Regions from separate parts of the Homo sapiens genome. Here region 2 is linked to region 1. The links are chromatin loops, found by intact Hi-C in ENCODE. Cell type or tissue: spleen. All regions are shown on one strand. Links, peaks and the distances in the headings refer to the core of each region. The heading gives the core; the rest is flanking DNA.

The links. Hi-C counts contacts between places; a loop is a spot of excess contacts. Peaks named below come from ENCODE experiments on the same cell type or tissue, not always from the same donor. Only the 100,000 strongest peaks of a DNase experiment are listed, where the experiment ranks them.
Region 2: it touches region 1 in a loop (6-fold over the local background); 90 of 110 quality-filtered maps call a loop at or near these places.

The regions. Positions count from the first base shown.
Region 1 is chr9:1,002,295-1,014,043 of GRCh38, forward strand. It overlaps the pseudogene H3P29. Among named protein-coding and RNA genes, the nearest start is that of DMRT3, 32 kb to the left of the region's middle. RefSeq lists a silencer at 6,904-7,103. In spleen, for the core only: CTCF peaks have their summits at 2,996, 7,009 (motif pointing left) and 7,211; a DNase peak (open chromatin) is centred at 6,987; H3K27me3 peaks cover 5,398 bases.
Region 2 is chr9:888,733-900,481 of GRCh38, forward strand. DMRT1 (doublesex and mab-3 related transcription factor 1) reads left to right here. Exons shown (of 5, transcript NM_021951.3): 3 at 5,180-5,463. Among named protein-coding and RNA genes, the nearest start is that of DMRT1, 53 kb to the left of the region's middle. RefSeq lists an enhancer at 5,194-5,513. In spleen, for the core only: a CTCF peak has its summit at 5,201 (motif pointing right); a DNase peak (open chromatin) is centred at 5,361; H3K4me3 peaks cover 275 bases; H3K27ac peaks cover 257 bases; H3K27me3 peaks cover 3,769 bases.

The DNA of each region.
Region 1 (11,749 bases), core at 2,074-10,073:
AGAATTGTTTCCTTTTTTTTTTTGAGACAGAATCTCACTCTGTCGCCTAGGCTGGAGTGCTGTGGCATGATCTCGGCTCACAGCAACTTCCGCTTCCCAGGTTCAAATGATTCTCCTGCCTCAGCCTGCTGAGTAGCTGGGATTACAGGCATGCACCACCATACCTGGCTAGTTTTTTATAGTTTTAGTAGAGACGGGGTTTCACCATGTTGGACAGGCTGGTCTTGAACTCCTGACCTTGGGCGATCTGCCCTCCCAAAATGCTGGGATTACAGCCACTCTGGCTTTAGTTTCCTTCTTTACTGTGGCTTGACCATTTCCACACGTGGTTTTCCTGGCAGGGGAGGGTGTGCTGGTGGGCTTTCCAGGGCCTCACCTCTGCTCACATTTCATTGGCTGGATCCAGTGCCATGGCTTCACTTAGAGGAAAGGGCTAGGAGGTAGAGTTTTCTGCATGCCTGGGAAGCTGTGGAGAAAAGCATACAATGAAACTAAGAGGTGACACCACAGGGACATGAGCCCTTTCAGTTCCAAAATCCTACATTCTGTCATTCTTCAGAGTGGTCACATGGTGTGGTCTGTAGATACACTGGCTTGACCTTTAAGATGACTGACTGCTGTCAAGCAGAACAGATGCTACAGATATGTTGAGCTTTAAGTAGTTCCAAATCCTATGTTTCCTTCCTGATGATAATAGCTTTTTTTTTTTTTTTTTTAGACAGAGTTTCGCTCTTGTCACCCAGGCTGGAGTGCAATGGCTCGATCTCTGCTCACTGCAACCTCTGCCTCCCAGGTTCAAGCAATTCTCCTGCCTCAGCCTCCCAAGGAGCTGGGATTATGAGCGCCCAACACCACACCCAGCTAATTTTTATACTTTTAGTAGAGATGGGGTTTCACCATGTTGGCCAGGCTGATCTCAAACTCCTGACCTCAGGTGACCCGCCTACCTCGGCCTCCCAAAGCGCTGGGATTACAGGTGTGAGCCATCATGCCGGCCACAGCTAACTTTTATTTTGTGTGCGTGTATCGACTCAACTTATCTTCACAGCAGCCCTAAAAGGTAGGTACGTTTTTTATTGCTCCTGTACTATTTTTTTTTAACAGGAACTGTTTCATAGATTTTAAAAACAGGCTCTGTCTTCACTTGAACAGATATATTTGAAAAATGAACTCGAGTCCACTGTGTGCTGTTTCAGTGATGCATTCTTGATACATGCATTTTCCCAGCAGAAGGCCCAGAATCACTAACACGCTGCTTCAGGGTCACACAGTTGCTGTGGGGAGCTGGATTTCCCCCTGAGAGTCACATCCGAGAGCCCATCTTGGGCTGACACTGGGGCCATTAGGCTCAGGGGCCCTGACATGCCCAGCCTCCAGAGTCTGCTCCTCAGGATTTCAGAGACCAGCTCATCAGGACAGTGAAGCCTGAGTGTAAGATGAAACTGGCCTTAATTTGACCAGCTATAGTAAGTTGGCTTTAATTGGATGTGAAATATTTTGCCCCTACAGGGAAATTTAACTGTGTTTTTTTTCTTTTTGCCATTTAGTGGCCCACGTTCCAGTGGGTACAATTTCCAACTCCCAGTCCCAGACTAGCCCCTAATTAAAATATGATGTTTTCTTTTCAAGCTTGGTTTGAAAGTCAACCGACAGTTTTTTGTTTTCTGTTGTTAGGAAATTGTTTTTATTTTTTGAAAAGGTCAGGGATTTACAGAGCTCCAAAGTAAAAAGACATAAAAAGGTTTACAGGGAAAATTCTCCCTCCTCCGAGCTACCTGAGTGCAACCAATGTTTAGTGTCTTGGGCATCCTTCCAGAAATATTTTATTTTTAATTTTCTTTTTACAAACAAGGCAGCGCTCTGTCACCCAGGCTAGAGTGCAGTGGTATGATCACGGCTCACTGCAGCCTTGACCTCCCCAGGCTCAAGTGATCCTCCTAATTTTAGCTTCACTAGTAGCTGGGACTATAGGCACACGCCACCATGCCCAGCTAATTTTTGTTCTATATTTTATGTTATTTTTTTGTAGAGACAGGATCCTACCATGTTGTCCAGGCTGGTTTTGAACTCCTGGACTTAAGTGATCCTCCTGCTTCAACCTCCCAAAGCGTTGGGATTACAGGCATAAGCCACTATGCGCAGCCCTTCCAGATATATTTTATGCACATGCAAGCATAAGTATTCTTTTTTCATTTTCTTTAAACATTATTTATAGTATACTATATACACAGTTGTTTTACCTTGCCTTTTTTTTTCTGTCCACTTACTATGTTTTGGAGATAGCTAAATATAATTATAAAGATAGTTTCTTCATTTAAAAATTTAAATTTAAATTAAAATTTTATTTAAAATAAAAATTTTAAAAATTACATAGTATTTGGCTGTTCCATAGTTTATTTAGCAGTCCCCTTCTGGTAAGTATGTTAAGTTTTGAAGTCATCTACTATTAAACGATTTAGTAATAAATAACTTTAGACCAATGTGATTTGAATTGGGAGCAAGTATAAGTTGCATGAATTGATGAAAGAGGAATTCCTGCAGCAAAGCGTACATGCATTGGTAATTTTACTAGATACTGCCAATTTGTCCCCTTATAGGTATTTTTCCAGTTTATACTCCCACCAATAAAGTACAAGAATGTCAGTTGCCCCACATCCCCAGTGAGTGTGTTTTCAGTTGTGATTTCCCACAACTTGAAAATCTCAGTATGCTTTCATTTGCATTCTCTTCTTATGAATGGAGGTGAGCTTTTCGTATGATGCCATCTGCATCAACAGCCATCTCTTTCTCGGAGTGCTGGAAGAACACTTGCCCTTGAACAGGTCTGTGACCCAAGCTCAAAGCTGGCAGAACCCATCGCAGCTTAACCACCAGGGTTTGTAGCTGAATGTCTTATGCAAGGAAGTGGTTGGTTTCTGCAGTGTGTTCTCATTAGAAATGCTTGGTCACTGAAACCAATCCTAACCAGGCTGATGGCGCCATCTATCTTTCTGAGATGGGTAAATGGAATGCAATGCAGTTTTACAAGCGGGATATTTGGGACCTGACATGGATGATTTCAGGGACCTGACCCTGATGATGAGCTCTGCCAGGGGCTGTGGATGCGTTCCATCAAAGCTGAAAATATCATCAACTTATTGAATTGTCTTTTGTCCTACTTGATGTCACTGAAGTGAGCATGTCTTTTTGATTTTTAAAAAATGTTTGGCCAGGTGTAGTGGCTCACGCCTGTAATCCGAGCACTTAGGAAGGTCGAGGCAGATGGATTGCTTGTGCCTAGGAGTTCCAGACTAGTCTGGACTACATGGAGAAACCCCGTCTCTACAAAACAATACACACAAAAAATTAGCCAGGTGTGGTGGCAAGAACCTGTAGTCCCAGCTACTTGGGAGGCTAAGGTGGGAGGATCACCTGAGCCCAGGGAGGTTGAAGCTGCAGTGAGCCGTGACTGCACCACTGCACTCTGGCCTGGGTGACGCAGTGAGACCCTGTCTCAAAAAACAAACAAAACAAAACTTTATTATTAAAAAAATAAAAGGCCCACATATATAGAGAATAGTGAAATGAACCCTAATCTACACATCACCAACATTAAGCAGTTACGAAGACTACACGACACTTGACCCATCCATCCCATTTCCTGTTTCTTCCTTTTGGATGAGGTAAGTAGTCTTTAAAGCAAATAATGTCATTTCACCCTTATGTACTTCAGTAAACATCTCTAAAAATGGGCATAGTCATATATAATTACAATGCCATGATCAGATCTGACAAAATTAAAAGTAATTCATTGGTATCATAAGACCGAGTTCATAAAAATCTCCGAGTTATCTCCAGCCTCGCTCCCCCTTTACCGTGGGTTTGTCTGATGGGGGTCCACACGCTGTATTTGGTTCTATGTTTCTTACGTCTCTTCATTTGCACAGTGGACGCCCCCTTTGTGAGGAAACGGAGTCCATTGCTCAGCAGAATCCTCTCCATTCTGAAACTGTGTGTTTGCTTCCTCGTGGAGTCACTTAATTTGTTCCTGGATCCCCCATGTTTCCTGTAGAGTGGAAGCAGATCTAGAGGCTTCTTTGATATGGGTTCAAATGTTTGAGGGAGATGTACTTCCCAGGAGATGCTGGTCCACTGCCTACTGCGTCACTTCCGAAAGGACACAGTGGGTCTTTTGTCCACCAGGCAAGATCAGTAGGGGTCAGTAACGTCAGCCAGACAACCCCTCCATTGCAAACTCCACTTTCCATCTTTTCTCTACAACCTTTCATTTGCTCACTATGTTGCTGGAATCAGTAATTTCAATTAGGGGTTGAAAAATGGGGATTTTCCTTTTTTTTTTTTTAATTTTTTTTTTGAGAGGAAGTCTCCCTCTGTTGCCCAGGCTGGAGTGCAGTGGCGCAATCTCGGCTCACTGCAACCTCCCGACTCCTGGGTTCAAGTGATTCTCCTGCCTCAGACTCCCGAGTGGAATTACAGGCACGCGCCACCACGCCCGGCTCATTTGTGTATTTTTAGTAGAGATGGCGTTTCGCCATGTTGGCCAGGCTGATCTTGAACTCCTGACCTCAGGTGATCCACCTGCCTTGGCCTCCCAAAGTGCTGGGATTATAGGCGTGAGCCACTGCACCCAGCGGGGATTTTCTAATTCTACCATTGCTTCCACATATTAGTTGGAGTTTTTTCTGTATATAAAGAAAACTAGAGTTATTTTGTCACCTTGGAATAGTTTATATCATTGTTAAAGTGGCCAATGGCTTCCTCAGGTTTCTTGTTTTTTAAGTAGTCTATCCTTCTCCAGTTGAGGAAACAAAGAACAGCATATTATGTTCAGGCCATGGAATTAGCCTAGGAAAGAAATAGCCTTTTTTTTTTAGCTTTCCTTATTACCATAGAATATTTAGCCCCAGATGTGTGTGAAATGTCATAATTACTAATCGATCCTTTCTACTTGCAGGCCTTACCCTTTGTCCCTGCCTTTGGTCTTTTCCTCAGGGTCTGTCTCCTCGAATCAGCAAAAGCATTGAGTTGTAATAAAGCATGTAGGCTGAAATATCATCACTGAAATCTCAGCACATTCCTTTCGCCCCAAAGCCAAACACCACTTAGTTGGATGATATTTGGATAATATGTTGCAATGACTCTCAGTTGTGTACACTTTAGTAAGAATTAATGCAACCAGCTTGCTTTCCATTTCACAGATTAGGTTGATGCGGGAGAGACAGGCCTGGAAAGGAAGTAGCAAAAAGAGGGCGTTGAATCACCAGGTGCAGGGCCCTTTCTAGATGGTTGTGGAGGCAGCTGTTGTTTTTTCAGCTAGTAGAAGCAGCTGACAGCATTTCATGCTAAGAAGAGATACTAGGAAGAAGGAAGAAGGGAAATAAAGATGTTCTGGGAACTTTTAGCTGCTAAAGAATGGGTTAGATACCCGATTATGGGCACCTGAAATCCCCATTCTTCCCCTACCACACCGTATCTCTGTAAGATATTTTTGCTGCAAGTCACACAATACTGGACTGAGAAAGGCCACTGTCTAGACATGTGCGTTTCTGAATAAATACCGACTGGGTGGTAGTGTAGCACAGTGGTTAAGTTCATAGGCTTTGGAGACAGATCTAACTGGGTTCAAGTCCTGGCTTCATCATTTGGGTTAGAGGCTTTAATGTCTTCAGCCCTCAATTTCCCCACCTGTAAAATGGGGATAATAACAAGGCCACAAGGCTACTGTGAAGATTAAGTGGACTTGAAGCCTTTACCACATTTCCTTTCATATAAGCCTTCAATATATAATAACTTTGAAAAAGTGAAAACAAAAAATGGAAAAGATTTTTTACTTCAAAAGAGGATTCCACCAGTTGGTAGAAAAAGATTTTATTTTCACTAATCCAGTGGGCACAAAGACTCCTCCAGGTATCCTTCTGTCATGCGAACAGGAGTGACCTGGTCAGCCACCGACAGCTGGATGCCCCTTAGACATTGCTAGGTTGTTCTGAATGTCAAAGATTTCTGGCCTGATGCGGAGGAAAGGGAACTCTTATATACTTTGGTGGAAATGTAAATTATTGGTACAGCCATTATGTAAAACAGTATGGAGATTTCTCAAGAAACTAAAAATAGAACTAACATATGATTCACCAATTCCACTGCTGGGTATTTATCCAAAGGTTAGGAAATCAGTATGTTGAAAGGATACATATACCCTCTTGTTTATTGCAGCATTGTTCACAATAGCAAACATGGAATCAACCTAAATACCCATCAATGGATGAATACATAAGGAAAATATGGTACATATGCACAATGTAATACTATTTGGCCATAAAAAAGAGTGAAATCATGTCAGTGGCAGCAACATGGATGGAACTGAAGGTCATCATGTTAAGTGAAATAAACCAAGTACAGAAAGACAAATGTCAAATGTTCTCACTCATATGTGGGAGCTAGAAACGCTGACCTCATGGAGATAGAGAGTAGTAGAATGACAGACACTAGAAGCTGGGAAGGGTGTGTAGTGGGAGATGGGGGTAAAGAGAGGTTGGTTAATGGGTACAAACACACAATTAGAAGAAATAAGTTCTAATGTTCGACAGCAGAGTAGGATGACCAGAGTTGACAACAAGGTATTGTATATTTCAAAAAAAAAAGCTAGAAGAGAGGACTTGAAGTGTTTGCAATACGTATAAATGATATTCGAGGTGATGGATACGATAAATAACCTGACTTGATCATTACACAGTCTATGCATGTAACCAAAGATACGCGTGTCTCATAAATATGTGCAAATATTTGCGTATCAATAAAAAATAAATATTTTAAAATGGAAAAAAGAAAGGCTCTGGCCTGATGAAAAGCATCTTGTAGCAGCCCTGATCTTTCACTTCCATCATTTTCGTTCTACGGATCTAAGCATCGTGTCCTAAAGCGGGGCTGAAACAAGCCTCACCAGCACCGGGCGGACACTCTGTGCTCCTCGAGCCAATGGCGCCATCTAGTGGTGCTGTTGCGCTAACACAGCCTGGCCCTGGGCCCAGGTTTTGTGGCCACTCTCAGAGTTACCCTGAGTGTTCACAAGAATAAGCTTCAGCGACGTCTTCTTGTCTTTCACGCTTACTAAAGTGCAGTCGGCTGCCTGGGCTCCCATCAGCTCCTCAGAAGGTGGGAACATTGCTCACTGTTCCTCTCTTTCTGGCTCTGCCTCACTCCTGTGCCTCTCACTGTGGCATGTGGGTGACATGCTGGGACATGCTGGTGATGCCATTTCTCTGCGTGGTCCCATTTATCCTTTGGAGAACTGATGACAAATGATAGGTACCTAGGCAAAAATCATATGTCCTGTTCTGAAGTAGGATTTAAGGGGATGTTTCTGTCTTTTCCATGCCCTTCCTGGAACCCTAAGAATTTGTGAATGTCCAGTAGCTATAATTAGAAGTGGCTAGCTTCAGGGTCCAATGTGTGATTGGCTCTTACTCTATGATGACCCGACCTCACTCCACAAAAGTCCCAGAAAATTTCCAAAAAGTAGTCTCTGTACATCGCCTTCCGTGCTTTAGACAGGACATCTGCCACACTGAGTCTGAGGACACGGGGCACTAAGCGTACCCAGGCAAGATCATTAGCTGAGTTAGCTCTAAAAGCTCGCTACCAAGTGTGGTCTAAGGAGTAGCAGCAGTACCATCACTGAGAGCTGGCTAGAAGGCAGACTCTGGAGCCACGCTGTAGACATACTGATTCAGAATCTGAAGTTTAGCTAGACCCTAGAGATTGGCGCACTCACTAACATTTGAAAAGCACCGAACTGTGGCAGTGACTCTCAACTTTGGCATCACAATAGAACGACCCAGAGGGCTTCTAAAGATCTGGATACCTGGCCCTCGCTCCAGACTGATTCTAATCTCTGGGGGTGGGAAGTGGTGTGGTGGTAGGACAAACATTGAGAAAGAGGTTGACCATTTAGAGCAGGACCATTCAATTACCCAGAGCTGGATTTTACCACAGTGAGGGTACAGGAAGTTGGCCTATAGCTCCTTCCTGAAGATCTCACAAAAGGAACAAAAAGTGCCAAAACTCAGCAAAAACTCTCCAGTAGTAAACAAATTAGGTTAAGAGGCACAAATTCTTGTTAGAAACTTTAAAACATGGTGGCCAAGAAAATAATCGAAGCTTCTAGTGTAGACCACACAGGTACCTACCAATCCCATCCTACCTGCCTGGAGTGATTCAAGAAAAGGAGGCTGGTGATGAAATTCTGAGAATTCTCACTAATATCCACCGATGTAAAGAAAAGAAAACCTACGGAGTAAATAGGCAGCCTGTGGGAAAGGTTAAGAGTATTGTGATTTTTTTCCCCCAAGACAGAGGTCTCACTCTGTCTCCTGGGCTGGAGTGCAGTAGCATGATCACAGTTCACTGAAGCCCTGAACTCTTGGGCTCAAGTGACCCTCCTGTCTCAGCTGCCCGAGTAGCTGGGATTACAGGGCAGGCTACCACACCTGGCTAATTCTTAAAACAATTTCTCATAGAGATGGGGTGTTGCTATGTTGCCCAGGCTGGTTTCGAGCTCCTGGCCTCAAGTGATGCTCCTGCTTCTGCGCCCCCAAAGTGTTGGGGTCACAGGCTTGAGCCACCACACCCAACCTGAAAAATTGTGTTCTAACAAGCCCTCCTGGTAGTCCTGATGCTCACTAACATTTGAAAACTGCCGATGTTAAACGGTCTCCAAATTGTGTTCGCAGCCACCACTAGCTTGCTGAGCTCCAGCTGAGGAAGGTGGGTAGGGAAGGAAGTTTCTATACTGTGGCTCCTACCATGCTGACTGCCCACAAATCAACTGGGGGTAAAGCACCTAGGAAGCAGCTGGTTACAAATGCTGCTCACAAGAGTGGGCCTCATATTGGAGGGCTAAAGAAACCTCATCGTTACTGGCCTAGCACTGTGCCACTCCATGAAATTAGATGGTCTCAGAAGTCCACTGAACTTACAACTCAAAACTTCCTTTGCAGCACCTGGTGAGAGAAATTGCACGGGACATCAAAACAGATCTGTGCTTCTAGAGTGCAGCTGTTGGTGCTTTGCAGGAGGCAAGGGAGGCCTACCTGGTTGGCCTTTTTTTGTTTTTTGAGATAGAGTCTCACTTTGTCACCCAGGCTGGAGTGCAATGGCGCGATCCCAGCTCATTGCAACCTCTGCCCCCGCTTCCCCTGGGTTCAAGCGATTCTCCCACCTCAGCCTCCTGAGTAGCTGGGATTACAGGCATGCGCCATCACACCAGGCTAATTTTTTTTTTTTGTATTTTTAGTAGAGACAGGGTTTCACCATGTTGGCCGGGCTAGTCTTGAACTCCTGACCTCAAGTAATCTACCCGCCTCGGCCTCCCAAAGTACTGGGATTACAGGCGTGAGCCACTGCAGCTGGCCTGGTTGGCCTTTTTTAAGATACCAACCTGTGTGCCATCCATGCCAGACATGTAACAATTATGCCAAAAGGCATCCAGCTAGCACGTGGAGAACAGCTTAATAATCTACCATGAGGAGAAACACGTTTCGTTCTCAAAAAAATAAAAACTCTCTTCTTCCTGTTTTTGGTAGTTGTGAACAATAGACATTTTTTTTCGTGGGGCCAAAAGGTACTTAAGTATATGATTGTGACTGGAAAAACAGGAGACAGAAATCAGGTATGGGCAGTTTTTCCATTTTCATCTGAGTGTGAATTGTTCATATAAATGAGATGTACAGCATTCATGCAAGTCAAAAGTTTTGTTGAACAAGTTTCAGCAGTTCAACTTTATAGCAATTACAAATACACCTGTTAAATGTTTCTGGACGATGCCAGCATTTGCATTTTTTAAAAACAAGCAAATTTCTTATTGACTGCAACTAACTGGTGTTTGTAGCACTTTTATCATACAGCAGATTCCATCCACAGACTTTTCTAACTGAGTTGTCCTACATGCAAGTATATATTTTTAATGTTGGCTGTCTTCTGTGCCGTTCCTGTATTAAAATACATGAAGCTATAAAAAATAATACTCCAGGTGATTGTTGCTCTCTGCCAACTTAAGTCCGGTATTGTCACGTCTTTGATTTTGTTTTTCAAGAGAAGCTGAAATTCTGAATTTTTATGTGTCACCTCCCAACTTTTAAATGTTGGCAACAAATTTGCCTTTTCGAAAAAAAGAAAAAAAAAAAGAAAAAACCAGACAGACCAAAGAAAATAAAAGTTTGTTTCATGAGGTGTTAATTTTGTGCCACTGATTATAGAACATCTGGATGGCATTGCCCACCTTAAGCATGAAAAAGATGAAAAGAAATGACATTGGCCGGCGTGGTGGCTCACGCCTGTAATCCCAGCACTTTGGGAGGCTGAGACAGGTGGATCACCTGAGGTCAGGAGTTCGAGACCAGCCTGGTCAACATGGTGAAACCCCGTCTCTACTAGAAATACCAAAATTAGCTGGGCGTGGTGGCAGGTGCCTGTAATCCCTGCTACTTGGGAGGCTGAGTCAGGAGAATCGCTTGAACCTGGGAGGTGGCAGTTGCAGTGAGTCGAGATTGTGCCACTGCACTCCAGCCTGGGCAACAGAGCAAGACTCCGTCTAAAAAAAAAAAAACATGAAAATGTATAGAATATTAGAGAAGAAAAGATACCAGAGGGACAGAACACACAAAGATAGATGGACAAGCTAGTGTAGAAGAGAAAAATACCCACAGGAGAAGAGAGCTAAAAACCTGAGATGATACAACGGCAAGAACATGGAACTGTTATACATTAGGAGACTTCGGACATATCCCTGTTTTTCACCTGCCAATAGATCAACAACGCGGCAACTGAGTGAACACACTTTTCAAAGCCAACCAGTCAGTGTCAGGTCTCCCTTCTGAAAGGAGGAAGTTCAATTAAACAGGCCTCCAAGTGTCAACCAATCAACAACAGTGTCATCAATGACGTCAGCCCACTTACACCCCTGGAAATCCTGTCTCTAACTTCCACCTTCCCCTAAACCCTGTATGAGATCCATAGTCAGCTCTGCTGATCAGCACAGTTGTCTCTTATAAAGCAGTAACTTCAGTTTTGTCTTTTTATCTTATATATTGAATAGTGGTCTCATCTGACAAATTCAAGAATGAAAAAGTTGAAGTAAAAGAAAGAGGTGGGTGGTGAAAAGTGAACAATGTAAATTAGAATTAAGAAAATGACCACAAGGTTTATGATCACTGAATAGGACATAAATATATTATAAAAGACAAGATAACAAAACTAACAGCGACAAAACAGAAGTTTGGGAGAGGGAAGTGGGAAGAAGTTTAAAAAGTTTAATTTCCTAATTTTTATATCTGGTATCACTCATCAATATCTAAAATTCAGACAAGGAGTTTAAAAATGATTCTAACATCTTAATGTCTTCTCAAGTTATTTTTGTTATAATAAAATTTAAATATGCATGAACGTAACTAGTTATAATCTTGATAGCCTCATAGTTCTTATACAAAGTAAATACAAACAAAGCCAATAAAATTCAGATTATCAATTATTTAAAAATAGATGTTGAGTACAGCATTCATACAGAAAAGAGCGCAAGTCACTGGCTAGCCAAATGTTTTTTTCACAAGGTGAACACAGGCATGCAATCAGCACCTGGACCAAGACTGAAAACAGTGCCAGGACCTCAAAGCCTCCTCTCCTTCCTACTGCCAGCCCCTCCATCAAAGGCAACTCTCAAGGTGATTTCTGACACCACAGATTCATTTTGCCTTTT
Region 2 (11,749 bases), core at 2,196-10,195, 110 kb before region 1:
TCAGGGGCATGAAGGTATCTCATATTTTTAGGAATAGCGTGTGGAGCAGTTGCTTTGAATTTTGAGAGTACAGCCGTGTGTCTCAACAGTTTTAGCACATCAGAATCTCCTGGGCTGGATGCAGTGGCTCACACCTATAATCCCAGCACTTTGGGAGGGTAAGGCAGGAGGATATCTTGAGCCCAGGAGTTTGAGACCAGCCTAGGCAACATGGTGAGACCCCATCTGTATTAAAAAAAAAAAAAAAGAATTTCTGGAGAGCTTAGTAAAATTCAGATTGCTGGGCGCCATTCTCGGGGTGTATGATTTTGTCAGTCTGTGGTGGGGCCCAAGAATTTGCATTTCTTTACGTTCCCAGGTAATGCTGATGCTACTGATTCAGGGACCACACTGTGCGAACCATTGGATTAGACACATGTAGCTTGACAGATATTAATTTCAACCTTTCCATGTACTAGCAGTGTTCATATAAATGCCAGGAGTTATGAAGCTGTTTTTAACACTGACTGAGAATTTTAATTGGGAATTTTAACATATAGAATTCGGTGGTTTATACACATAGTACTTTGTCAAATCTAACTTTTTTAAAGTGGTTAAACATTTTAACAGCGTAAAGGCAGACATCTGCTCTTCCAAAGTTCAAATGGTTTTATTATTTAAATATTGGTATGGAACAACTTTTCCAATACATATCTCCTATTTATTCTTAAAGCTTGGTATAACTTGAAAGAGGAAATAAAATACGGGTAAGTGGAAAAGTGATGGTGTTGTTAACTAATTACAGTCAGCTGTAACAAAACAAATTATTGCTTTGACCTGACGTAGCATTTTAGTTGAGGTTTACTATGCAGTTTATTGAAGCCATTCTCTTGTTACCTTCAGAGTTATTACTGCCATTATTTTGTTGCTTGATAAACTGAGGCCTGATAAAAGGTTCAGATTAAGGTCATGCTGCAGAAATTCAAGAACTTGTGCTGTGCCCTGATTCTGGAATGCTGGAATCCTTGGGTTTCTATTTATTCGTCTGCTACTGTATTTTGTTTTCTTTTTTAAGAAGCTTGCTTTTGAAAGGCAGGCCTTAAGTGGGAGGTATTCAGTGTTTTTAATGCAGGGACAGGCCTAAGTGTCTAAAATGCCTTCCTAAATGTCTGTGAGATTGTATAGGAATGAACCATTAATGTTTATGACTGCATGGTAGGATAGGTCATTTATTCTTTTTCTGACTTAGATGCTCATATAATTTATTAAATTTGAGAAGCTCATAAGGCTTTTGTAATCAGATAAACAATAGAGACATGACCTTGAAAACAAAAGAATGATATAGAAAACCACCACTTAACGCCACCAAACGTGTTTTTTTTTTTTTTTTTTTTTGAGCCGGAGTCTTGCTCTGTCACCCAGGCTGGAGTGCAGTGGCGTGATCTTGGCTCAGGCCGACTGAGCTGAGATCTCAGGCCGCCCGCCTCAGCCTCCCAAAGTGCTGGGATTACAGGCGTGAGCCACCGCACCCGGCCCAAACTGATGTTTAAAATAAGAGAAAGGCCCAGTGGGGAAGTTGAGGAGGAGCGAATGGACATGTGCCCTCTCCAGACTTGGGGGTGTGGAATAATGGCATTGGAATGTCTCATCTCATTAGCTGGGAAGAGGAGAGAAGAAAGGAAAGGAATAGAATAAAACAGTGGTTTGGGAGTGCATTTACAGGAGCCTAGCATAGGTGGATTTGGTTTCCTTTCAGAGAAAAGTGACACCAATGCTGACTTTAAAATGAGGCTTCAAAAATAAATTTTGTTGTAGATCTCAGCCAGACCTTCCAGAGCTTGCACTTTAGTTTTGCCCTCTCCCTTGCATGTTTTTGTTTTCCCACACACTCAGCCAGTGGATGGTTTCTGGGCACCTTCTTTGGGCCATGCATTGTGCTGGAAATTTCTCTCATGAGCCAATTCTGTCTGCTTAAGGACACTTAAACCTCTATTTATTTCTTTATTTTTATTTTTTTATTTGAGACAGAGTCTCATTCTGTCACCCAGGCTGGAGTGCAGTGACGCGATCTCTGCTCACTGCAACCTCGGCCTCCCAGGTTCAAGCAATTCTCCTGCCTCATCCTCTGCAGTAGCTGGGTCTACAGGTACGCACCACCATGCCGATGTCCGGCTAATTTTTTTTTGTATTTTTTTTTTAGTGGAGACGGGGTTTCACCATGTTGGTCAGGCTGGTCTCGAACTCCTGACCTCAAATGATCAGACCTACCTCAGCCTCCCAAAGTACTGGGATTACAGGCGTGAGCCACCGCGCTCAGCCTTAAACCTTTTTAGAAAAGTGAAACAAGGCCAGGTGTAGTGGCTCATGCCTGTAATCGTAGCACTTTGGGAGGACAAGGTGGTTTGATTGCTGGAGCTCAGGAGTTTGAGACCAGCCTGGGCAACATAGTGAGACCCCATCTCTATACAAAAAAATTAAAAAAAAAAAAAGCTAAGAGCTTATTAAAATTCAGATTGCTTGAGCTCAGGAGTTCGAGATCAGCCTGGCCAACATGGTGAAACCCCGTCTCTACTTAAAAAAAATACAAAAATCAGCCAGGCATGGTGGCTTGCGCCTGTATTCCCAATTACTTGGGCTGCTGAGGTGGGAGGATCGCTTGAGCCCAGAAGGAGGAAGTTGCAGTGAGCCGAGATCGTACCACTGCACTCCAGCCTGGGCGACAGAGTGAGACCCTGTCTCAAATAAGTAAATAAACAAAATAAAAGTGAAACGACAAGATCTTATGACTCCCTGGAGGTTTTACTTTTTTTTTTTTTTCTCCCAGACGGAGTCTTGCTCTGTCGCCCAGGCTGGAGTGCAGTGGCCCAATATCGTCTCACTCCAACCTCTGTCTCCCAGGTTCAAGCGATTCTCCTGCCTCAGCCTCCCAAGTAGCTGGGACTGCAAGCATACGCCACCACGCCTGGCTAATTTTTTTTTTTTTTTGGTATTTTTAGTAGAGACAGGGTTTCACCGTGTTAGCCAGGATAGTCTTGATCTCCTGACCTCGTGAATCACCTGCCTCGGCCTCCCAAAGTGCTGGGATTACAGGCGTGGGCCACCGTGCCTGGCTGGAGCTTTTACTTTTAACTCACATTATTTTTGATGCCAAGCTACTTGAAAAATGATTATTCCTCAGTCCCTTCAGCAAATATTGACCCACTGTGTCTGGCAGTGTGCTAAGCACGGAGGACACAGTGGTGTGCCCGGAGGCTGGGTGCCTTCTTGCTGGATCTCACGTCCTGGTAGTCCTGGTAGGAGAGAGGCCATTCACTGGAGTCATCTCTTTGGATTTCTTGTTGCTTGTTGCTCCTTGCTCTCTTGCAGGCCTGCATCTGCTCCTTTCATCATGGTTAAAACCGCAAGGCCCTGAAGACCTAGTTGTCTGTTGGTCTTTTCTAGAACTGTTTGCTTGATGTCCCAGCAGCAGTTGACACCACAGCCTGCTTGCTCTGTGATTCAAGTCAGCTTTAACCTCTGTGACGTTGTATTCTCTGTTTTTCACGCTCCAGGTCTTGGCTCTCCTTTATTCTGTAACAGCTCCTCCCTTCCTTGCCCAGATGGAGCTAGCACCTCCAGTGGTGACTCTTGGATCTGGCTTCCAGTCTCAGCCTCTCCCAAAAGCACGCGTTTCATGTTCCTCACCCTCACCCAGCCCTCCACCTGCACACCTGCCCACCCTCTGCTCTACACACCCAGGCTCCTGCTCTCTGCCTCCCCTGCATCTTAATTCCTGGCAGCCCCTCAGCCCTCCAGTTCTGTTGCGTTTCATCCCCCACATGTCCCTGGAACAGGCTCCTCTCTTACATTTGCAGGCCTTAGAGTTCTGGTCTGTCCTTGAACTCACTTTGGTGGTTCCCTAGCAGGTCTTTCTGCCTCTGATCTCTCTCTCCTTCACTTGCCCTAAGCAGTTGCCCTTAGATAAATCTCCTCCAAGCACAGCTCTGACCGTGTAACCTCCTTGCTCAGAACTCAGTGGTTCCCATTACATCCCAGAGTCAGGAGAGCTGGACTGAGGCCCGCCTCACCTTACCCTAGCCCATCTTTCATACTACATGTCTCCTTCCCTTTTCTCATCCAGTTCCTCAGCCTCACTTCCCTGCCCATCATTCCAAACTCTACCCCCACTTTCCTGCTTCCACTCCTTTGTCCTTGCTGCTCCTTTCTCCTTCCTCTCCTTTTCTCATTTTTCACCTGTGTCCTGCATCTTTTTTTAAGTGCAACTCAGGTGCAGTTTTGTCCATGAATTTCTAACTAGGCTACAAGCCATCTCTGTTTCCTCTGACTTCCCATGGAAGTTTATGGGTCTTCCTGTATGATGGTAGGTGGTAGGTGGTATTCCCTTCCCATCTTCTATCCTAGACCGTAGACTCCCTGTGGGCACGGCAGCTGGCAGACGTTTCAGGCACCCGGACTGGCTCTTAGAACATTGTTTAATAAATGTCCATTGGATGGATGACTTAGGAATTCATTTATTGGAATTGACAATAAACACTTTAATGTCTGTGCCAGAGGTTGGGAAACTAGTCTTTGGGTTAGATCAGCCCACTGCCTGTTTTTATAAATAAAGTTTTATTGCAACACAAGCATGCTGCAGCAGTGATTGAATAGTTGACAAAACCTGAAATAGTTACTGACCTCTTACACTAGAAGTTTGCCCCTGGTCCGCACCTTTGGCCAGATTTCTGAAGATACCTGATCACCTGTGGAAGGAAGTTAAGGAAACAGGTGTTCACCTAAATTCACCTAAACTCTTGGCCACTCGTTTTGACTTTCTAACCTATCTATGTGGCTACAATTAATTTTGTTTTAAGAATGCACAATCAGGTCAACTAGATTTGCTCTTCAGTTTCTTGACATTAGGATAGGAATTTCTGGATAGAAGTTGTGCTGTTGGGCTTTATGTAATTAAAATCACCTCTAAAATGGTTTTGATACTCTCAGTAAAAACAATCAGCTGAGTCTTTCGGTTGTGCCACCAGAGTGAAGCGAACCTTAGAAACTCTCCCTTATTTTGGCTATAGGAGAAGCAACAGATGGTTTTGTCTTCTGCATATTCAGCTACCTTGCTCCGCAGGTCTTGGGTAGGAAGGTTTAGAAGTAAAGTTTCGTGGACTAACATTAATACCATGTTGTATTTTTCTTTTTTCTTCCAATTTAGAGGGACGTATGGTCATCCAGGATATTCCTGCTGTCACCAGCAGAGGGCATGTGGAGAACACACCTGACCTGGTTTCAGACTCCACCTACTACAGCAGCTTCTACCAGCCGTCTCTGTTTCCTTATTACAACAATCTATACAACTGCCCGCAGTACTCCATGGCCTTGGCTGCTGATTCTGCTTCTGGGGAGGTGGGAAATCCCCTCGGGGGATCCCCTGTGAAGAACAGCCTTCGGGGCCTCCCCGGACCTTATGTGCCTGGTCAGACAGGAAACCAGTGGCAGGTATGATATTAATTACCCAGAGAGTGAACTGGTTGTGTGAAAGCCACATGCATGTGCACACACATGCACATACACACAGAGGCACACACGCACTTGTGCGCCCAGAGGCACACACAGGTGACACACACAGGTACACACACATATGTGTGTGTGCCATTTTGCACACATGTAGGCACAATATGCAAAATGTGTAAGGAATTTTTTACTCTGTCAATAATGCCCTTTAGCCTCAAAGGTTGGCTGCAAGGAATTGGAAAGAAATAATGTACAAACTTGTTTTCTTTTTCAAATTTTACTTTTCTCATTTTTTGAATGTTGCATAAATAACCAGTTGGGCACAGGCAGATCACAAGTACTGAATGAGGTACCACCTCCTCCAGCTTTGTCCCCACTTTCGTTGGGCACCTTAGAAAATGCTGGGTAAAGCCTTCTGGGTGGCAGTAATCTGCGTGATGAATTTGCACCTTGGGAAGGAAACAGGTCATAATCTGTATGGAAGAAAGGTAAGAAAAGGAATTCGGTCACTGTTGAGCTGGACCCAACCTGGGTGCATTTTTCGCTAGGAATAGAGGTCAGTCTTTCATTCTCCAAGTTTGTTTTTTTTTTTGTTTGTTTGTTTGTTTTGGTTTGGTTTTTGAGACAGAGTCTCGCTCTGTTGCCCAGGCTGGAGTGCAGTGGTAGGATCTCAGCTCACTGCAACTTCTGCCTCCTGGGTTCAAGTGCTTCTTTTCACCTCAGCCTGTGAAGTAGCTGGGATTACAGGCGCCTACCACCCCACCCGGCTAATTTTTGTATTTTTAGTAGAGATGGGGTTTCACCATGTTGACCAGGCTGGTCTTGAACTCCTGACCTCAGGTGATCCGCCCGCCTCGGCCTCCCAAAGTGCTGGGATAACAGGCATGAGCCACCGTGTCCGGCCCCAAGTATGTATTTTTAAAATAGCATGCAATCAAGGGCATTTGATATTTGGAGTAAAACAAAGCATTTTACTTTATTAGAGAAGGGAGCGTTTATCTAGGGCTGTTCTGCTTCCTCAGTTGCAACCATTTTCATCATGCCCGTTTGTTAGCAGCAGATTGAAGGCATCAAAAGCATTCAGAGGCTAGATTACCTTGTACAGAGGTATGTTGTGGGAATATGTAGGTGAAAAGTTAGACTCAACACCTCCAAGCCCTCTTCCAAGTGAAAGACATTAGGATTCTGCAAGAACTGTTCTCATTCTGGATGCATTTGCCATGCTCAGGCTTCCTCAGTGGGGATTTGATTCAACGCAATGCCACATATATATTTGGGAGTTCAGTGCAAGTGTTTGACCCTCTTTTTCACTTTCCCAGCTTTATTGACGTATCATGGGTAAAAAAAGTTGTATATATTTAAGATGTACAATGTGATGATTTGATATATGTGTACCTTGCACAATGATTGCCACAATTAAGCTAATTAACAAACACATTAATCACCTCACATAGTTACCATTTTTATGTGTGTGGTTGATAACACTTAAGATCTACTCTATTAGCATTTTTCAGGTGTACAGTATATTATTAAGTACAGTCACCATGCTGTATGTTAGATTCCCAGAATTTACTCATCTTATAACTGAAACTTTTTTTTTTTTTTTTTTTTTTGAGAGGGAGTCTTGCTCTGTCACCCAGCTGGAGTACAGTGGCGCGATCTCGGCTCACTGCAACCTCTGCCTCCCGGGTTCAAGCCATTCTCCTGCCTCAGCCTCCCGAGTAGCTGGGACTACAGGCACGCGCCACCAAGCCCAGCTAATTTTTGTATTTTTAGTAGAGACGGGGTTTCACCATGGTGGCCACGATGGTCTGTATCTCTTGCCCTTGTGATTGGCCCACCTCAGCCTCCCAAAGTGCTGGGATTACAGGCATGAGCCACCACTCCCAGCCGTAATTGAAACTTTTTACCCTTTGCCCAACATCTTTTTTTTTTTCCAGCTCAATGAATTTTATTTCCCTTGTTGTATATAAATGCTTTGATTGACCAGTAGATATTTGTCAACCATTAGTATCTTGGTTCTGTTGAAGGAGTAAGAACATTTTAAACTGAGATTTTTTTTTTCTTGTCTTTTCTTTTTTTTTTTTTTTTTTCCTGAGACAGAGTCTCACTCTGTCGCCCAGGCTGGTGCGATCTTGGCTCACTGCAACCTCCACCTCCTGGGTTCAAGTGATTCTCCTGCCTCAGCCTCCTGAGTAGCTGGGATTATAGGCACGCACCACCACTCCTCGCTAATCCAACATCCCTTTATTTCCTCCACCTCGAGCTCCCGGCAACCACTGTTCTCTGATTCTGTGAGGTTGACTTTTTAAGCATTATTTAGGCCAGGTGCGGTGGCTCATGCCTGTATTCCTAGCACTTTGGGAGGCCGAGGCGGGTGGATCACGAGGTCAGGAGTTCAAGACCTGCGTGGCCATCATGGTGAAACCCTGTCTCTACTAAAAATACAAAAATTAACTGGGCATGGTGGCGCACGCCTGTAATTCCAGCTACTCAGAAGGCTGAGGCAGAAGAATCGTCTGAACCCGGGAGGTGGAGGTTGCAGTGAGCAGAGATCGCGCCATTGTACTCCAGCCTGGGCGACAGAGTGAGACTCTGTCTCAAAAGAAAAAAAGAATTGACTTTTCTAAGCCCACTTCAAGAAAATGTGAATTGAAATTTTCCTCTGACCCATTCTGTTCCATTTTGCGTCTGCCTTTTTCAGGTATTAAAATGTTGTTAAAATTGAAGTCATTAGGTTGATAAAATTGAAGTCATTCCACTTTTGGGATCTTTTGCTACCCTCAGGGATCTGACTTCTTGGGCATATTAAAATGTCAATTTTAATCCCCTGAGCTACAAATTTTCTTAAGTTCTTCATACGTTTTATTTTTGGAATCATATTATTATTATTATTATTATTATTATTATTATTATTTTTGAGACAGATTCTCGCTCTGTCGCCCAGGCTGGGGTGCAGTGGCGCCATCTCGGCTCACTGCAACCTCTGCCTCCTGGGTTCAAGTGATTCTCCTGCCTCAGCCTACTGAGTAGCTGGGACTACAGGCACGTGCCATCACGCGTGGCTATTTTTTTTTCTGTATTTTTAGCAGAGATGGTGTTTCACCATGTTAGCCAGGATGGTCTCAATCTCCTGACCTCGTGATCCACCAGCCTCGGGCTCCCAAAGTGCTGGGATTACAGGCGTGAGGGAATCATACTATTTTTGAAGGGAGCTTTTAAAGCACATTGATATTGGAATTGAGAGGTAATATACGTATAAAGGAAATGCAATGATCTGTGGAACTGAGACTGAGATGGGAGCCCGGGAGTTGGAGGCTGCAGTGAGCTATGATTACACTACTGGACTCCAGCCTGGGTAACAGAGCAAGACACTGTCTCCAAAAAAAAAAAACAAAATTAAGTAGATTTTGCATTCTACTATCTTCTCCCTATTATGTCGTTGTTGGTTTTTTCCAATTTAAGAATGTTTTAAAATCATGTTTGTTCATTATAACTGTCTCCTGAGAGCCACCGCGCCCGGCCTAAAAAATCTATTGAGTTCTTGACTGTTTGTTCATATGTATTTTCGTTAGCTACCTCAGATCCCCTTTGTAGCAAGATAGGGTATAAAAATACATATGTTAACTATTATCAAAAGACTGACATGCGAATATGGACCAAGTATGAATGTGTATGGATTGATTTCTGTATCTTTGGGGAAGAATTTGATGCCCTTAGGAAATAGAAAACATAAAGTATAGGTAAAAATGATAATGGTGCAAAATGCGTTAAGACATAGATGTTATAAAGAAGTATTAAAATTAAATAGTAAAAATCTACAAATAATACCTTTAGCTAATGTTGAAGGGAGAGAAACTGGATGGCTCACTTTTTAACCAGAGTCGTTTTTCTTTTTTCTTTTGTTATTGTTGTTTTTCTTTTTTTGAGACAGGGCCTCACTCTGTCATTCAGGCTGGCGTGCAGTGGCGTGATCTTGGCTCACTGCAACCTCCACCTCCCAGGTTCAAGTGATTCCTGTGCCTCAGCCTCCCAAGTAGCTGGGATTACAGGCATGTGCCACCACGCCCGGCTAATTTTTGTATTTTTAGTGGACATGGGGTTTCACCATGTTGTCCAGGCTGTTCTCAAACTCCTGGCCTCAAGTGATCCGCCCACTCGGCCTCCCAAAGTGCTGGGATTACAGGCATGAGTCACCGTGCCTGGCCCAGAGAGGTAGCAGAAGTGTCAGGAACAGAGATCTGGATGGCAGTCTTTTCCTCACTTCGCTTTTTCTGCTGTTCCTGGAAGGCTCTCTCACTCTGCTCTTTGGACAATGCCTTGCCCCTCTTGGTGGCAGCTTCCTAGGAGAGGGCAGAGTCGGGGGCTCTTCTTTGGTTGCTGCCCTGCTTTTCTGTCTTCTTTGTAGAAGGTGCCCCACCGCTGCACTTGGAGAGCACCTGTGCTGTTCTCTCCTGACTGATTTTCTTGGTGTGAAAATGGCTCAACCTTGAGGCCAGAATGTGAGGTTGGGTCTTCAACTACTTTCTTGACTGTGTTGCTAAGGCCGGACTCTCCTCCTAACTTAACCAGATGGAGTCATCTTTTTATTAGCTATCCTGCCTAGTAGGATGTAAACTCTCTTTTTCTTTTTAGATTGTGATACAAATTTGGGTAGTGTGGACATTTTAGCCATATTAATTCTTACAGCCCATGAACATGGAATATCTTTTCATTTATCTGTCTTCGGTTTCTCTCATCAGTGTTTTATAGTTTTCAGTAAAGAAATCTTTCACCTCTTTGATTACATGTATTTTTTTAACTATTGTAAATGGGATTGTTTTCTTGATTTCTTTTTCAGATGGTTCACTAGTCATGTATAGAAATGCTAACTAATTTTTGTATGTTGATTTTTGTATCCTGTAGGATAACTCCTTTCTGATTTATATCAGAATCAAGAAAGATTCAAATCTTTCTTCAAAAAAAATCAATATTTTAAAAAAGAAACAAGAAAACAATTTGTATTAAAACCAACAACTCCTTTTTGATTCCTAGAAAAAAAAAACTGACTCTAGTGGAGATCGTCATAACTTTTTAAAGCTAGAAGGAATTCTTAGAGATGAGTAGAAAGGGTTTCGAATTTTTATTGTACAGTTGAGACTTCCTGCAAGCCTCCCTATAAAAACAAGCAAGCCACGAATAATTACTGAGCACCTACTAAGTGCCAAACCTCCTTAAAAAATAGAGCAGTCTCCTAGCTCGGCATTCCAGAATCTTAAGGCTCTTTTGTGTAAATGCCCTGCCTGCTGAGAGCTGCTTTTAATTGCTTCTGGTCTGCCTCAGCCTGTGTAGGAGATTTGTGGCCCAATCATAGATTCCTGTCCTGTTGTGAAACAGGAATAACATTTGTGACACTGGAACAAACTCACAATGAATGGCTGGTTCCGCTGACCAGCAGCTCAATTTCACTTCTGCATTTAATTGCCTGCAAAAGCTGTTTATTGCCTTGTGCACTCCTCCACCGCAACATTATCTCTTAAATAAACATGTTGTACCAGGTTGACAAGGGAGAGGTGCGTATCGAGTGAGCAGAAATAAATATGGGAGGACTCTGAGCTATGCCTCGGATCTCCTTTCAGGCCCTATGGCAGGCGCCCTCTTGACTGCTTTTCCAAAGCTTGTGCCCCCAGATGTGTAGACTTACATTCCAGCCACGTTTAGGGTGTGGCCAAATGGCAGCACTGGCAGTTATTTCGTTCTTTCTGGTGGTTATGTGGTCTCCTCTGAAGTGTTTTATGGTTGTCCATTGACGATAAGGCACCTCGAAGGAATGCATTCATGTCTTAACATGCTTCCAGAGCCCACCATGTGCTGGGGATCTACCACTGAACAAAACACAAAAATTGGGAAAAGTGAGTCTTGGGAGAAGGCTGCTATTTCTTGATCCCTGGAGTTGGGGATTGCCTAAACCTTTCTACAGGTAGGAAGGAAACCGCGTTCTGGCATCTGGAGCTTGAAGCACAGAAAAAAGTGCCCCCTTGTGAGTGTTCCTGGCCCGGTGCTCCAGCACCTTCTGCCTGCTGAGGGTGGAAGGGTTGGGAAGGGCACTCAGAAAAGCCAGTACCTTTTCACTGCTTGTCCGCCGTAAGGAGCAGCCAGACAGGCTCTCGTTTTCCCACTGCCCCCCCTTTTTTTGTTGTTTTTTAAGTGTAGCTCAGCATCAGAACAACCTGTTTGTTAGCTTGAAAGAATGGTCAAAACAAGTCACTTTCCAAAGTATCTGCTGTGTGGG